2 separate regions of the Homo sapiens genome follow, and region 1 is linked to region 2. Evidence: chromatin loops called from intact Hi-C (ENCODE). Cell type or tissue: heart left ventricle. All regions are shown on one strand. Links, peaks and the distances in the headings refer to the core of each region. The heading gives the core; the rest is flanking DNA.

The links. A loop is a pair of places that touch in the nucleus more often than their neighbours do. Peaks named below come from ENCODE experiments on the same cell type or tissue, not always from the same donor. Only the 100,000 strongest peaks of a DNase experiment are listed, where the experiment ranks them.
Region 1: it touches region 2 in a loop (2.6-fold over the local background); 2 of 110 quality-filtered maps call a loop at or near these places.

What each region holds. Positions count from the first base shown.
Region 1 is chr15:43,985,032-43,994,133 of GRCh38, reverse strand. All of the region lies in intron 1 of FRMD5 (FERM domain containing 5), which reads left to right. It also overlaps the pseudogene ACTBP7. Among named protein-coding and RNA genes, the nearest start is that of WDR76, 160 kb to the right of the region's middle. RefSeq lists enhancers at 3,557-4,393, 4,394-5,231. In heart left ventricle, for the core only: no CTCF peak of the experiment used is centred there; a DNase peak (open chromatin) is centred at 4,033.
Region 2 is chr15:43,934,277-43,943,378 of GRCh38, reverse strand. All of the region lies in intron 1 of FRMD5 (FERM domain containing 5), which reads left to right. Among named protein-coding and RNA genes, the nearest start is that of WDR76, 110 kb to the right of the region's middle. In heart left ventricle, for the core only: a CTCF peak has its summit at 4,126; no DNase peak of the experiment used is centred there.

The DNA.
Region 1 (9,102 bases), core at 2,086-7,085, 50 kb before region 2:
CAGAAAACAACTAACAAAATGGCAATAGTAAGTCCCTACCTATCAATAATTACTTTGAATGTAAATGGATTAAATTCTCTAATCAGAAGGCATGGAATGGTTGAATTAATTTAAAAAACAAGACCCAACTATATGCTTCCTACAAGACACTCATTTCACCATTAAGGACACACATAGATTGAAAGTAAAAGGACGGCAAAACATATTCCATGCAAATAGAAATCAAAAGAAAGCAGGGGTAACTATTCTTATGTCAGATAAAATAGACTTTAAGTCAAAAGCTGTAAAATGAGACAAGGTCATTATATAAAGATAAGGAGGTCAGTTCATCAAGAGACTATAACAATTATACATATAGATGCACCAACACTGGAGCACCTAAGTATATTAAACAAATATTAAAGGACTTGAAGGGAGAGATAGATCGCAACACAATAATAGTAGGGGACTTTGATACCCAACTTTAAGCAATGGACATTTCATCCAGACAAAAAAAATCAATAAGGAAGCATTGGACTTAAACTGTACTTTACATCGAATGGACCTAACAGACATATACAGAACATTGCATCCAGCAGCAACATCATATACATTCTTCTCTAGCACACATGGAACATTCTCCAGGGTAAATAATATATTAGGGCCAGATGCAGTGGCTCACGCCTGTAATTCCAGCACTTTGGGAGGCCAAGGCGGGCGGATCACGAGGTCAAGAGATTGAGACCAACCTGGCCAACAAGGTGAAACCTTGTCTCTACTAAAAATACAAAAAAATTAGCCGGGCATGGTGGCACGCACCTGTAGTCCCAGCTACTCGGGAGGCTGAGGCAGGAGAATTGCTTGAACCTGGGAGTTCCAGGTTGCAGTGAGCCGAGATCGTGCCACTGCATTCCAGCCTGGCAACAGAATGAGACTCCATCCCAAAAACAAAACAAAACAAAAAAACTATTATGTTAGAGCACAAAACAAGTCTAAATAAATTTAAATGAGTTTAAGAAGATTGAAATCATATCAAATATCTTTTCTGCCCACCAAAGTATGAAACTAGAAGTTAAGAACTGGAGGAATTTTAGAAAATTTCCAAATATATGGAAATTAAACAACATGCTTCTAAACAACAAATAGGTCAAGAAGTTAAAAGGGAACTTTTAAAATATCTTGAGACAAAAATAGAATACAAAATACCAAAACTTATGGAATGCACCAAAAGCAGTGCTAAGGGGTGAGTTTGTAGCAATAAACATCTACATCAAAAAAAGAAAAAGTGCCCATTGTCTCATGCCTGTAATCCCAGTGCTTTGGGAGGCTGAGACAGGAGGACCACTTGAGCCTGAGTTTGAGGTTACAACGAGCAATGACCATGCCATTGTACTCCAGCCTGGGCAGAGGAATACCCCATCTCTAAAAATAAAATAAGAATTGGAGACTGATTTGAGTAATAATAAAACTCCAGTCCAGCCGGGTGCAGCGGCTCACACCTGTAATCCCAGCGTTTTGGGCGGCCAAGGCAGGTGGGTCACCTGAGATCAGGAGTTCGAGACCAGTCTGGCCAATGTGGTGAAACCCTGTCTCTACTAAAAATACAAAAATTAGCTGGGCATAGTAGCATGCACCTGTAGTCCCAGCTACTCAGGAGGCTGAGGCAGGAGAATTGTTTGAACCCAGAGGCAGAGGTTGCAGTGAGCTGATATCGCACCACGGCTCTCCAGCCTGGGCAACAGAGCAAGACTCCATCTCAAAAAAATAAAAATAAATATAAAACTCCAGTCCCTTGCAAAAAAAAAAAAAAAGAATTTACAACCTTCTCATCAGTAAATATTTGGACATATTCAGGAATGCCCAACCACCAACCAATACTTTACATTTTTGCTATAGAGACAATTCTCAAGTCTAAAACTCCACGTCAGATTAAAACAAAACAAAAACAAACTCAGAACAATCTCCAACTGGAAGTTTGATTAAAGAACAAATTTCATTTCTGCTGTGAGACTCATTAGTGGAGAATATTTGTAGTCTCTATTTCTAAAGCCAACTTTATTATTTTCAAAGCCAGAATTATAGTAGAAAGCAAATATTCCTAGTAGTATTTTTTTAATAGAAGATACCTTATCGTCAAATAACTTATAGTTTAAAGAGTTTCTGTTTCTCTCATACTTCATCTTGCTGGGAGCTATCAGCATTCAGGGTTTGGATTTTTTCTGACACATGGTTTTCTTCTGGAAACCTACTAATTAGTAAAAGGATGCAGGGCTAGGACACTGCGCTGTGTTAGAGATTTTATTATTGAGCCATCTCCAAAGAATGTTGGACCAAGATTCGAGTTTAGCAGAGCTAATACGTAAATGGAGTTGAGAAAACAGGAGAATGGAGAACACATCAGTGCCCTGTTTGAAAATATCAATCCCTTACCTGGTAGGCCTGATGATTTTTAATAGAGACGAGATTGTGGATTTTTTGTGGCAAGAACTGTCTAGTTTAATGTTCAAGAATTATCAGCACCAAAGACAGATCAAAAGGTCAATATTTGTCCTCCCTGTAAATGCCTTGTCCTGGGAGGGTGTTAATATGCCCAATTTGGCAATGAATTTATGGATTTTTATAATGAATATCCATATTTCAAACCCAGGCAGGTGCTCTGGAGCAGTACTGTCTGAGGGCACAGAATGCAGCAGCAGCAGTAGCAGCAGCAGCAAAGACCTGTCCCAGGCATTCAGGGCTCATGTGTATGGATGCACCGATGCTGTGGGAGCTGCGTACATCAAAGCCACTGCAGTCCCCATCACAGAGCCTCACAGAAAAAAGGATTGTTCTGCAGCTTTCCTTTCCCATCAGAGTTCCACTCCATAATCTAATGCCCTTTAGCTGGAGAGGATCTGGGAGAAAGGGAGCTGAATGTGCAAAGCAAAGAACAATTTAAGTACAGTGCTCAAAAATAATTGGCAGCTTCGGGTAAAATACAGTTCTACAATGATAAAAATCACAGCATCTTAACTCTGGCAGAGACCTGTACAGGTCATACAGTCCATCTTCCCTTGCCTGTTTTCAAAACTTAAACCATTCTAATTGGATAAGAACTAATTTTTCATTTTAGGACTTGCAGAAAGAAAATTACAGAGCTCTCTTTGAAATCTGTTCTGATATATAGTACCTCTTTCACTGTAAGTTCATTTTTAAGTTAACCCAAATCCATCATGTTCCAGTTAAAATTGGTTTTTGTTTGTTCAGTCATCTATAGAGATGTATAATGACTAGTCGGTATCCCTTATGTAAAAGTCATTGAAGATCAGCCATAGTTAAATTACCACTTCAACTGTCTTTTCAGTGGCTAAAATCTATCAAGTTCCTTAAACAGTTTTTCTATGGCCAGTTTTTTTAGTCTCTTACCTGTTATTATTATCTTCTCTTCATTTTCCATGGCAATCTTTGGCTGTAAAGCTTAAACAGGACCCAGTGCTGTAGAAATATCTGATGAGTACTTAGTACAGTGAAAAACTCACCTCGTGTTCCTAAATACTTGTAGTTTTTGCTTTGCACACTAATGTGAGACCAAAAATTACCATGCTAGCTGACTCTATATGATCTTAATAATCAATGAGAAAATTTGTGATACATAAATGTGTGTCAAAACATTTGAAACTCTATTTCTATTGGTTATAAATGTATAGAGAAATGAAAAAACATAGTAAAACTAATGTTAGTAAGCTGTAATTTAAAACATTATAAATAATGAGAAAAGAAATTTTATTTATAGGCATACCTCAGAGATATTGCAGGTTTGATTCCAGACTATTGCAAAAAGCAAATATCACAAAAAAGCAAAGTCAGACAAATATTTTGGTTTCCCAGTGCATATAAAACTTATGTTTCTGCTGAGACCGTGTCCACCCTGCGAGCACAGAGCCTTGCCCTCGCCTCTCTGCCACCCGTCCACACCCGCCGCCAGCTCACCATGGATGATGATATCACCATGCTTGTCGTCGACAATGGCTCTGGCATGTGCAAGGCCAGCTTTGCAGGTGACGATGCCCACCCCGGGCCATCTTCCCCTTCATTGTGGGGCGCCCCAGACACCAGGGCGTGACGGTGGGCATGGGTCAGAAGGACTCCTATGTGGGCAACGAGGTCCAGAGCAAGAGAGGCATCCTGACCCTGAAGTACCCCATCAAGCAGGACATTGTCACCACCTGGGACGACATGGAGAAGATCTGGCACCACACCTTCTACAACGAGCTGTGTGTGGCTGCCAAGGAGCACCCCATGCTGCTGACCAAGGTCCCCCTGAGCCCCAAGGCCAACCACAAGAAGATGACCCAGATCATGTTGGAGATCTTCGACAGGCCAGCCATGTACGTGGCCATCCAGGCCGTGCTGTCCCTGTACACCTCTGGCCTACCACTGACATCGTGATGGACTACGATGACGGGGTCACCCACACTGTGCCCATCTATGAAGAGTATGCCCTCCCCCATGCCATCCTGCGTGTGTGCCTGGCTGGTCAGGACCTGACTGACTACCTCATGAAGGTCCTCACCTAGCACAGCTACATCTTCACCGCCACAGCCAAGCGGGAAATTGTGCATGACATCAAGGAGAAGCTGTGCTATGTCACCCTGGACTTCGAGCAGGAGATGGCCATGGTGGCCTCCAGCTCCTCCCTGGAGATAGCTACAAGCTGCCCGACGGCCAGGTCATCATCATCGGCAAAAGCAGTTCTGCTGCCCTGAGGCGCTCTTCCAGCCTTCCTTCCTGGGCATGGAATCCCGCGGCATCCATGAAACTACCTTCAACTCCATCATGAAGTGTGATGTGGACATCCTCAAAGACCCGTATGCCAACACAGTGCTATCTGGCGGCACCACCAGGTACCCTGGCATCGCCGATAGGATGCAGAAGATCACCACCCTGGCGCCCAGCACAATGAAGATCAAGATCACTGCTCCTCCCAAGCGCAAGTACTCCGTGTGGATCGGCAGCTCCATCCTGGCCTGGCTGTCCACCGTCCAGCAGATGTGGATCAGCAAGCAGGAATATGATGAGTCAGGCACCTCCATCATCCACCGCAGATGCTTCTAGGCGGACTGTGACTTAGTTGCGTTACACCCTTTCTTGACAAAACCTAACTTGCGCAGAAAACAAGATGAGATTGGCATGACTTTGTTTTTTTTATTTTGTTTTGTTTTGTTTGGCTCGACTCAGGATTTAAAAACTGGAATGGTGAAGGTGACAGCAGTTGGTTGGAGTGAGCATCCCCCAGAGTTCTACAGTGTGGCCAGGGACTTTCATTGTACATTGTTCTTTTTTTAATAGTCATTCCAAATATCGTGAGATGTGTTGTTACAGGAAGTACCTTGCCCTCCTACAAGCTACCCCACTTCTCTCTAAGGAGAATGGCCCAGTCCTCTCCCGTGTCCACACAGGGGAGGTGATAGCATTGCTTTCATGTAAATTATGTAATACAACTTTTTTTAATCTTTGCCTTAATACTTCTTTATTTTGTTTTATTTTGAATGATCAGCTTTCATGGCCCCACTTTTTTGTCCCCCAACTTGAGATGTATGAAGGCTTTTTGTCTCCCTGGGAGTTGGGAGTGGGTGGAGGTAGCCAGGGCATACCTGTACACTGACTTGAGACCAGTTGAATAAAAGTGCATGCCTTATAAAAAAAACACTTATGTTTCCACTATACTGTAGTCTATTCATTGTGCAGTAGCATATGTCTAAAAAAACAATGCACATACCTTCCTTAAAAAACACTTCGTTGCTAAAAAAAAAAAAAAGTGCTAATGACCATCTGAGCCTTCAGTGAGTAGTAATCTTTTTGCTGCAAAAGGGTCTTGCCTCAATTCTGGAGACCTTGCTCTGTATTAGGTTTTGGCTTAAGGGAATGTTGTGGCTAGTTTGATCTTCTGTCCAGGGGTCCTCAACCCCCAGGCCACAGACCAGGCCACACAGCAGGAGGTGAGTGGTGGGGGGGCAAGAGAAGCTTCATCTGTATTTACAGCCGCTCCCCATCACTTGTATTACCACCTGAGTTCCACCTCCTGTCAGATCAGCAGCAGCATTAGATTCTCATAGGAGCATGAACCCCATTGTGAACTGTGCACATGAGGGATCTGGATTGCATGCTCCTTATGAGAATCTAGTTCTTGATGATCTGTCACTGTCTCCCATGACCCCCAGATGGGACTATATAATTGCAGGAAAACAAGCAGCTCAGGGCTCCCACTGATTCTACATTATGGTGAATTTATAATTATTTCATTATATATTACAATGTAATAATAGGTTGGGCATGGTGGTTCACACCTGTAATCCCAGCATGTTGGGAGGCCGAGGCAGGTGGGATCACTTAAGGTCAGGAGTTTGAGACTAGCCTTGCCAGCATGGTGAAACCCCATCTCTACTAAAAATACAAAAATTAGCCAGGCGTGGTGATGCATGCCTATAGTCCCAGCTACTTGGGAGGCTGAGGCAGGAGAATCACTTGAACCCAGGAGGCTGAGGTTACAGTGAGCCAAGATCACACCACTCTAGCTTGGGTGACAGAGCAAGACTCCGTCTCAAAAAAACAAAAAAAGTAATAATAGAAATAAAGTGCCCAATAACTGTAATGTGCTGGAATCATCCCGAAACCCCCTGCAACCTGGTCCGTGGAAAAATTGTCTTCCACAAAACTGGTCCCTGGTGCCAAAAAGGTTGAGGACCGCTGTTCTATCTAGACCATTAAAACTTTCTCCATATCAGCAAGAAGGCTCTTTCACTTTACCATTCATGTGTTCACTGGAGTAGCACTTTGAATATCCATCAAGATCTTTTTCTTTGCATTCACAACTTGGCTAACTGGCACAAGATGCCTAGTTTTTGGCCTTTCAACATGTTTTTCTCATTAAGCTTAATCATTTCTAGGTTTTGATTTAAAGTTAGAGACATGTGACTCTTCCTTTCACTTGAACACTTAGAGGCCGTAGTAGGGTTATTAATTGGCTTAATTTCCTCATATTGTGGTGTCTGGGGGAATAGGAAAGCCTGAAGAGAGGGAGGGAAATGGAGGAATACCCTGTCAGTGGAGCAGTTAGGACACACACATTTATTGGTTATGTTCACTGTCTTCTATGTGTGTGGTTCATGGCACCTCAAAACAATTGCAATAGTAACATCAAAGATCACTGATCACAGATTAACATAACATATAATAATGAAAAAGTTTGAAATATTGCAAGAATTAACAAAATGCAACAGAGACACAAAATGAGCACATGCTGTTGGAAAAATGGTGCTGAAAGACTTGCTCAATGCAGGCTTGCTACAAATCTTGAATTTATTTAAAAAAAAAACAAAAACCCCACAATATCTACAAAGCACAATGAAGTGAAGCACAATAAAACCAGGTATGTCCGTATTTATAAAAAAAAAAAATCCCAAGTACTTTAACAGTACTTGCCTCCTTTTTGTCATATAGTTTATGATACTGAGAAAACATCTTTTCTGTGCCTTGGTGAATTGTCATCATACTCCCTTCTAAGTTTGGATGAGCTTCCAATATTTTACACTTTGTGCTTTCAGTGTCATGAAATATCTGCAAGAGTTTCTTTAATGTGAAGTTTTTGCCAGCATCACTTCCTCTGGGACATCTTCATACGTTTCGTCACAACCACTTTCCTCATTTACATTGATTAGTTTGCCTTCACTAAGTTCCTCTGGTGCATATCTAGAGTCCCTTAAATAGCAGCAATGTCAATAATCTCACAGTTAGCTATTTCTTCTATAACCCTATTTACATTCCTGTTACCACTTTTTGTTACTTTGCTGCATTTTCATCTTCGTTAGCCAGTTCCCTCTTTCAGTTATCATTTTTGGGTTTCATCATTGGAAGACAAGGAGGCAACCCCACCGCACACTTTGTTGTTTGTGCATTAACTGAATAACAGATGCACAGTGACTAGTCACCGACAGACTGTGAAAGAAGTGACGTGATTTGTCACTGATCGTGATACACATCTGTTATTTATGTTGTGAACTGAAGAGCTAGCAATCAAGTTTGTACTTCATGTAATTACTCACAGTTAATAAACCATGGCAACTGAAATTTCAACCCTGTTGTTTGGGGACTGACATTCTTTCATCTAAGAACCATGCAAAGTGAGGACAACCTCAGTCAATTCCTGCATTCCTTCAGGCCCACTGCTAATTTTCTGATTCCTGGTCAGTTATCTACTCTGACATTCAGATCTTTTTCTGGTATATATGCCTTACTAACTTCATCTTAGTGAAGTTTCTCTTTCTCCTCCAGGGGCAATACCTTTGATCTTTCCTCTCTGACATTTATGCTCTTGGCTTCTGACCATTCCTTCAATCTCTAAGTTTGTTTGAAATACTGATTTGCCCCGCTAGCTTGTGATCGTTTGCAAATTAAATAGACATTTCTCCATTCATTAATGTGAATACTTATCCGCACAGAATGTCAATTCCTGAATACCAGCACAGGTTCACCCAGCCAGCTCATCCTTATCCTTTGGTCATATGGTCCAGTCAGTTGTGTAAGGGACTCTGTAAAGGTCCTGGGTGGGGCCTCAGAATCTATATATTTAAATGTTCTCCATATTATAGCCAAGTTTGATTTATAATATAAACCATGCTTTCCTGGTTCTTAGTAATCTTACTATAGACTACTAGAAGTTTAGATCTGACAAATATACTAGAGATTGTCTTGTCAAACCTACTCATTTTATAAGTGAGAGAACTAAGGTCCAGAGTTGCCAGATGACTTGCCCATGGCTTCCCAGTTACAAGCAGAGTAGGAACTAGAACTGATGGTTCCAAACGCCCAATCTTTTTTTTTTTTTTTTTTTTTTTTGAGACGGAGTCTCGCTCTGTTGCCCAGGCTGAAATGCAGTGGTCCGATCTCGGCTCACTGCAAGCTCCGCCTCCCAGGTTCACGCCATTCTTCTGCCTCAGCCTCCCAAGTAGCTGGGACTACAGGCACCTGCCACCACACCAGGCTAATTTTTTTGTATTTTTAATAGAGATGGGGTTTCACCATGTTAGCCGGGATGGTCTTGATCTCCTGACCTCGTGATCTGCCTGCCTTGGCCTCCCAAAGTGC
Region 2 (9,102 bases), core at 1,341-6,340:
GCCAGGAGCAATGGCTCTCGCCTGTAATCCCAACACTTTAGGAGACCAAGGCAGGAGGATCACTTGAGTCTAGGAGTTTGAGACCAGTCTGGGCAACATGGCAAAACCCTGTCTCTTTTTTCTTTTCTTTTTTTTTGAGATACAGTTTCACTGTTGTTGCCCAGGCTGGAGTGCAATGGCACAATCTCGGCTAACTGCAACCTCCACTTCCTGGGTTCAAGCAATTCTGTCTTCCTCAGCCTCCCGAGTAGCTGGGATTACAGGTGTGCGCCACCACACCCAGCTAATTTTGTATTTTTGGTAGAGACAGGGTTTCTTCATGTTGGTCAGGCTGGTCTTGAACTCCCGACCTCAGGTGATTTGCCCACCTCGGCCTCCCAAAGTGCTGGGATTACAGGAGTGAGCCACCGTGCCCAGCCGGCAAAACCCCATCTCTACAAAAAATACAATAATTAGCTGGGCCTGGTGGCACACGCCTAAAGTCCCAGTTACTTGGGGGGCTGAGATAGGAGGCTCTCTTGAGCCCGGGAGGTGGAGATTGCAGTGAGCCAAGGTGGTACCACTGCACTGCAGCCTGGGTGACAGAGCAAGACTCTGTCTCAAAAAAGAAATATTCTCTTTTATGGAACATTAGTATTCATGACAGTATATTATGTGTTATGATTAATACCTAATTATTCATGACTCATTTATATTTTGACTCTTATGTGTTGTCATTGATAGTAACAAGAATTTCATTTCACTGTAAACATTTAAAATTAAGATATCACTAAATACTAATCCCAGCCTTCTCCCTGTCTTTTGCTGTCTTCCATTGTTCCAGATGAGTAAGGTTAAATGCATTTTTTGGGAGAAGAGGGTTATAAAACCCTCCACAAAATCTGTTTTCTAAAGCAAAGCCATTCCATTAAGCAGACCTAAGTTTGGATTGTCAAAGTCCCATAGACTCTGAAAAGCAAGCTGTTAAAACTATAATGAGTTTCGGTGTTGCTGCATTTGGAAATGCTTGCAGCTCAGCAGCAGTCCTTGTACTAGACTGCTCTAGGAGAGGGAGGGGGCAGATGTCTGAGGGACTCTTGTCTTTGAGGCCATCATTTCAGACATTAGTTGAAATTCCATATTCTTGACCTTCATACATTCTTTAATTATGAATTCCTAGCAGTCATAATTTGTAAAAAGCATATGGACAACTCCCCTAATGACAGATCAGAGATGATTAACTTAAAATATTTAATTCAACTCAGAAGAACCAAAGATGAAATATCTTCTTCCTTCCTCTCCCTCTACCCCTATACCAGCAAGCCTGGCTTTTTCTAACAATATCCTTAAGTTAGAGAAAATGCAAATGAAGCTTTGGGGATTCAACTTAAAATGAAAACATTTTGCAGCTGTCATGGCTAATTTGACAATAAATATGAGCATCAGTAATTCTCTTAATATATTTCTTGAATAAGAATCTTAGAGGTAAGAAAATATTGCCTCCAAAGGCTCCTGCTGATGGACTACGTCTTCAGATGTATTTCATGTCTGGAATTGACCCACTTTCTTATGAAAATGATCACCAGTATACAACTCAAAGTTAGTGTTTAGGTGCAGCTGAGCTCACAGGAGCAACGCCCCCCCGCCCTTAGTTTTCTGTGCAGAATTAGTTTCAGTTCTGCTGGCCAGTCTGAAAAAAGCACTTAGAATGGTATTTGCTAGACATAATTTACTACTTTTATTTTTGCAGCTTTTATGCTGTCAAGATTTATTTTTTAAGTGCCCACCATATTTCAAGAAGTGGGCATACCAGAAGGAGTAAGACAAAGTCCCTATTCCACCCACCCAGCTCTCCATGATAACTTACAGATAATTACAACATATTGAGAAGCAGATACAACATATTGACAGGGTTATGTCCAGAATGCTATGGAAGCTCAGAAAAGAGCATCTAAAACTTGCTTTAAAGAAATGTACAAGTAGCCAGGCATGGTGGCACACACCCACCTGTAGTGCTAGCTACTCAAGAGGCTGGGTGGCAGGATCACATAAGCCCAGGAGTTTGTGGCTGCAGTAAGCTATGATCAGTCACTACACCCCAACGTGGGCAACACAGCGATCCTCCCACCTCAGCCTCCTGGGTAGCTGGGACTACAGGCACACGTTACCACACCTGGCTAATTTTTTGTATTTTTTGTAGAGATGGGGTTTCACCATGTTGCTCAGGCTGGTCTCCAACTGCTGGGCTCAAGCAATCCGCTTCTTGGCCTCCCAAAGTGCTGAGATTACAGGTGTAAGCCACTCTGCCTGGCCCAAACATGATTTCTATGCTTTGATAATTGACTTCAACCTTGGTACCTACAAGAAGATAATGTATTCTAACAAACATTTTTTTAAAACATAGGGTTTGCCAAAACAGTGTGCTCTAAAAAGAAATCAATGCAATGGCTGATCTAAGAAATCTTAATTATTTCCTTAATTAATTCAGTAGTCAGAGCCCTGAAAATATTAATGACCCATTCACCAAAGTCATTGTGATAATACTCGATTTAAAGATAGCTTTTCAACCTGTTCTCCCAGCCTCCTTGCTAATTATCCTCCATTCCTAATTCTCATTCACGCCCCTCTTCAAATTGGTCACTTAAATACTATTTATTCTGCCACCTAAATATTGATTTAATTTTTATCCTCACTGCCCTTATCTTATTGCCTATTATAGCTCACCTGTATTGTTACAGTGATTTCCCGACTAGTTCTTAGCATGGTATACACAGCCCTTCACCATGTGGCATTTGTTTACCTCTCCATATTGATCTGCAACCGACGTCCTTGTACCAAGGCAGTTATTTGAAATTCCTAGAACATGCTCTAGACATGATGGTCTCACTCCCACCAAACTACCCCTGTACCTTGTACATACCTCTCTTATAACAGCTATCATCCCATTGTAATTTGGGAGATAATCTCCCCTTCCCAAAAATAAGGTTCACTTTCTAATTAATGGATAGTCAAGGGAATCATTCTATCATTTCTCATCTCTAGAGTCTCCCTGGGCGGGAAGAATGGGCACAAGAAATAGGGCCCCATTACTTTCTTGGAGTGCAGGGATGACTTGAATGCACTGAGGAGGCTGCCCCAGAAACTGTTCATTGACTGCATCTTGCACAGTCTGATGCCACGCACTTTTTAAAGCATCTTTTGTCGTTGTTGTTGTTTGTTTTGAGACAGAGTTTTGCCCTGTCGCCCAGGCTCCGGAGTGCAGTGGCTCCATCTGGGTTCACCGCAACCTCTGCCTCCCAGGTTCAAGTGATTGTCTCTCCGCAGCCCCACAGGTGGCTGGGATTACAGGCACCCGCTACCAAGCCTGGCTAATTTTTGTATTTTTAGTAGACACAGGGTTTCACCCTGTTGGCCAGGCTGGTCCCAAACTCCTGACCTAAGGTGATCCGCCTGCCTTGCCTCCCAAAGCGCTGGGAGCACATGAGCCACCGCGCCTGGTGCTTTTCTAAGCATCTCTGACAAATGAAAAAGAGCACCCCAGCCTGGCACAGTGGCTCACACCTGTAATCCCAGCACTTTGGGAGGCTGAGGTAAGTGGATCACTTGCGCCCAGGAGTTTGAGACCAGCCTAGGCAACATGCTGAAAACCCGTCTCTACAAAAAAACAAACCAACATTAGCTGGGCCTGTTGGCACATACCTGTAGTCACAGCTACCCAGGGGGCTGAGGTAGGAGGATCAATTGAGCTCAGGAGTTCAAGGCTACAGGGAGCCATGATTGTGCCACGACACTCCAGCCTGGGTGACAGAGTGAGAACCTATCTCAAAAAGATAAAAATAAATATATACATTAATTAATAAAAAAGAGCACCCCAGAGAACAACTATAAGACACTCTACCTGGGGAGAAAAACCCACAGAGCCAAATGAACTTGTCAATGGTGCATCTTTTTACTGAGGCAGCAGCTTTTCTTGTCTTGAACTGATGACTTCTTTTGGCACATGCATGTCATGCTGAAGATTAGGGAGATCTGGAGTGTGGAAAGGAAGAACAAGATTAATAACAGCCTTTGGGGAATATAGAGAGGTTGTATATAACCTTTCATGTTATCCCTGGCACCTGCCTCATCAGCTCCCCCATCTGGGGGATTTGGGATTGGTTATCCACTGATATTTAATCTCCAGGATATAGAAATTCAGAAATGTTCTGATCAAAAAATAAATCTATTGGCTGGGCACAGTGGCTCACACACCTGTAATCCTAGCACTTTGGGAGGCCGAGGCAGGCGGATCACCTGAGGTCAGGGGTTCGAGACCTGCCAGGCCAACATGGGGAAACTCCATCTCTACTAAAAATACAAAAAAAAAAAAAATTAGCCGGATGTGGTGGTGCATGCTTGTAATCCCAGCTACTCGGGAGGCTGAGGTTGGAGAATTCCTTCAACCTAGGAGGCGGAGGTTGCACTGAGTCAAGATCGTGCCACTGCACTCCAGCCTGGGTGACAGGGTGAGACTCTGTCTCCAAAAATAAATTAATTAATCTATTAAGGATGAGCATGGTGTCATTAAGAAAAAAAAATCTAAAAAGAAATCTGGCTTTAAATGCTGCTCATTTTTTGCTTCATAATCTTCAAATATTGTTGGCTAAGTTACTGGTTTCTGTTAAATTTTGAGGCTTTCCCTCTTTGTGTACCTTCTTGGAGAAGCCCAGCCTCTATACTGTTTTCAACAGGAGTGGTGTTCTGGTTGAAGCAGGCCAATAGTGCCCAGGTCTAAGGAATCCAAAGAGTTCAGAAAAGAATTCAAGCAATGGGCTGTATATATGTGCATAGCTACCAATTTATAAATATAGTCAGAGGACTATAAAGGCAACCCAAAGCTGCATAGAAGGATGGAGCTGTAGGTTGCTTCTGCAGCAGCTATATGAGAAAATCAAAAAATAAGAGTCTAGCGTTTGGAAAGAATGTGAGCTTTGGAGCAAGGCAGCGTGGATTTGAGTCCCATATACTAGTTGTGTTGTCTTAGGCATGTCATTTAACCTCACTGAGCCTTTGTTTCTCTTTATAAAATGGGGTTAATAGAAACTTTCCTTGTGAGATTGTTGTTAGCATTAGAGATAATGTTTGTAGAATGCTTTGCACATGGTAGGCTTTTTTTTTTTTTTTTTTTTGAGACGGAGTCTCGCTCTTTCGCCCAGGCCAGATTGCCAGTGGCGCGATCTCGGCTCACTGCAAGCTCTGCCTTCTGGGTTGACACCATTCTCCTGCCTCAGCCTCCCGAGTAGCTGGGACTACAAGCGCCCGCCACCGCACCCGGCTAATTTTTTGTGTTTTTAGTAGAGACAGAGTTTCACCGTGTTAGCCAGGATGGCCTCCCAAAGTGCTGGGATTACAGGTATGAGCCACCGCTCCCAGCCTGCACATGGTAGGCTCTTAAGAAATGGTAGTTATGATTTGGGGTTTCTGTCAAGAGTGGTGTGATGGAGGCTAATACTCCACCCAGGTCCCCACTAGGGGTCCTGTTGGCAGTGGTCAACATTCAGTTACCGCTTGAGACAAGCTTATAAAAGACTTGGCTATCTTGGCTAAACTTGAAACAACTCTAAAGGGCCCCTCTGGCTCCAGATCTCCCCATGGTCCAACCAAGTCAACACTAGGCCCACGTGGCAGCTCAGCTTCTCCCTCTGCTCACTCCAGCTTTCTCCCCCTCTTTTCCATGGATGTTGTTCCCAGGAGCACTTTTTTTTTTTTTTTTTTTGAGACAGTGTCTCACTCTGTCACCCAGGCTGGAGTGCAGAGTGCAGTGGCGCGATCTTGGCTCACTGCAACCTCAGCCTCCCAAGTTCAAGCGATTCTCCTGCCTCAGCCTCCCTAGTAGCTGGAATTACAGGCACGTACCATCACGCCCAGCTAATTTCTTTATTTTTAGTAGAGACAGGGTTTTGCCATGTTAGCCAGGCTGGTCTTGAACTCCCGGCTTCAAGTGATCCACCTCCCAAAGTGCTGGGATTACAGGCATGAGCCTCCACGCCTGGCCGAAGAGCACTTCTTAATAAACATCCTTCATGCTAAACTCTGTCCCGGAGTTTATTTTCTAAGGAATCTGACCTGTGACAAATGATAAGGCTGGCAGCCAATTCTATGTTATCATTTATCACCCATTGATCTGAAGCCCAATGATCCTATGCCATTTTGTCTAGGTGTCAGGATGTATTTTAGAAAGACAGGCAAAGCATCAGAAAAACTGTAAAGAGAAAAATCTTAGAAATGTAACACTTTCCTATAGAAAGGCATTTGATAATTTCCAAAAGTTAAAAACATCCTAAATCCTGCTCCACATGACCCCAAGAGCATGGCAGTATTTTTTAGCATCAATTTCCTAAAAATAACTTGGCTATGAGGTTCACATCAATATAATTAAGCAAATGTAATTATTAGTTTTTTCCAGCATTGAGCTTTTAATTCCCTTTCCAATGGCAAGGACCCAGTTAGCGATCTTCCTGGAAGCAAAGCCATTTTACTTGCCTTTACTGTGTTGGTTGTATAAGAAGTTACTTTAGAACCGGGCTGTACTGTCGGCATCTTTCTGGAGTTGAGGCTGGGACCCCCTTGTCTCAGTCAGCTTCTTCCCCTTCCCTCCCTTCCCAAGTACAGCCTATGTAGTTAGAATCAGCAAACTAGATAAAAGGCAGAACCCAGCAGACCGATTCTGAAGTGAATGTCTAGAGTTAAGCTAGACTCTGATTTGGACAGGGATACCATCTCCAGGAATACCCTTACCCCAGTTTGATCCTCTGTTCTTTCCTACACTGATCTCACTGGGTATTAGGAGTTGAAGACTCAGGAAGGAGGAGCTCATCAGGTAATTAGCCTGGTCATAGTCATTTAGTAATTAATCAACAAATACTTCTTGGCCGGGCGTGGTGGCTCATGGCTGTAATCCCAGCACATTGGGAGGCCAAGGCAGAAGGACCCCTTGAGCCCAGGAGTTCAAGACCAGCCTGGGCAACATAGGGAGACCCCCCTCTTCAGAAACTTTAAAAATTAACTGGGTGTGGTGGCGCATGCCTGTGATTCCAGCTATTCTGAGGCTGAGGTAGGAGGATCGCTTGAGCCCAGGAGGTCAAGGCTACAGTGAGCGGTGATTGTGCCACTGTACTCCAGCCTGAGCCTCAGCAACAGAGCAAGACCCTGTCTCAAAACAGAAACAAAAACCCACAAATACTTCTTGAGGATCATGTACAGGGCACTGGGCTGTGAACCATGAATGCAAACACTGGACACCATGCTTCTGTCTCTCCCAGTAATGGAGAGGAGAGTGGAATTAAACATGGGAAGGTTAGCATTAGGACAGCTAAGCAGTACAGGCAGTGCATATCATGAGATCAGAGAAAAGATGGCTTTTCCCAAGTCACTTTTTCAGGTATGTCTAAACCGCGTGTCTCTGCAGCCTTGAGATAGCTCAGGTAGTGCCTTGCTCAGATTAGACCCTCAGTAGATACACACTGAATTGAGTGTTTTTCCCAATGGTTTTCCATCCACTTTTTGGCCTTCAAATAACACAATATTCAGTTGGCAGCAGATGTTAAGATTTTTTTCAGCAGTAATATCCCAACCAATGTGCAGAGGCACAGAAGATGACAGGGATGCGCCAGAGGCCTCAGGGAGCCGCTGGGCTCAAGGTTCCTGCCTCCCCTCCACTCACCCCTACTCTTCTTGACCAAAAACTGAAGAAGGAGCAGTCACACACTTCCAGAAAACTTGCCTCCTCTGTTTGCTCTCTCTATCACACTGCAAAGCCTGGACCATGGTTCTTCCTGATGCTCTGGGGACCTGGTCATTCCCACCCTACCCCCAGTGCACATTAAGACATACATTTCCAAGCCCAAGAATTATTTATTTGTTTATTACTTATTTGAGACAGAGTTTCACTCTTGCCGCCCGGGCTGGAGTTGCAATGGCACGATCTCGGCTCACTGCAACCTCTGCCTCTCGGGTTCAAGCAGCTCTCCTGCCTCAGCCTCCCAAGTAGCTGGGATTACAAGCACCCGCCACCACACCCGGCTAATTTGTTTTTGTATTTTTAGTAGAGATGGGGTTTCACCATTTTGGCCAGGCTAGTCTCAAACTCCTGACCTCAGATAATCTGCTCTCCTTGTCCCCCGAAAGGGCTGGGATTACAGGCGGGAGCCACCACGCCTGGCCCCAAGAATTATTTATAGACCAAAAGACATCTGTTGCTGCTCAGCCACTGAAATACCACATGTGGGAGAACCTTCAGGAAACTAACAAGTTGAGGGACCCAATGGTACTTGTCTGAAAGCACATCCGCAGCTTCTGCCTCAGCCACGTTTCAGAGGCTCTGCCTCTGGTTAAGTGAGATGAGGTTGCAAGGGACACTTTATCAGCCCCTTTCCATCTCTGTCAGTTCCTATCCCTTCTTTATCTGGACAGTTGAAGAGTTCTCAATCTTATACACAAGATCATACAAATAAATCTTTATTCCCCACCCTCACCCCAGCCAGACTGTCACGCCTAAAGCCCTCGCATATAGAAATCCAGCAGTCCCGCTGCTGCCTGGGTTATAGTTTAGGAAATAGTGGGCCTGGGAAGGACAGAGGCTGGTATTAGCCTGAGGATCCACTCTGAGAAGATCTTGCAACGATCCTCATTTTATGAGGCTGGAGGCGGGCATTAGATGATCTAATGGGACTTTTCCATCGCTCACAGTGGAATGTAAAATGACCAGACTCTAGCAGGATAATAGTTTCACATAATGGTGTTCACTGTGTCAGGCCTGCTAGAGGCAGTTTCTAAAATTGAATGGATTCTGTTTAGTTACTCTTTCCATTTACTTTGAGCAATGGCCCTGAGTTTTTTAGATTAATTACACTAGCAATAAACATCTACCTGTTAAAGCTACCCGATTATCCTTTTTAAAGAAAAAAAAACTGTTTTAAATCCTTGTTTAGAAGATGGACCTGGGATGTTATTACTTTGATTGACTAATAACAGAATCAGAGGATTTTGAGCACATAAGAGGACATGAGATTATTTGCAGATAGAGAAACTGAGGCACAGAAAGGGAAAATGACCTGCCCAAGAGATCACAGTCAGAATGTGCCT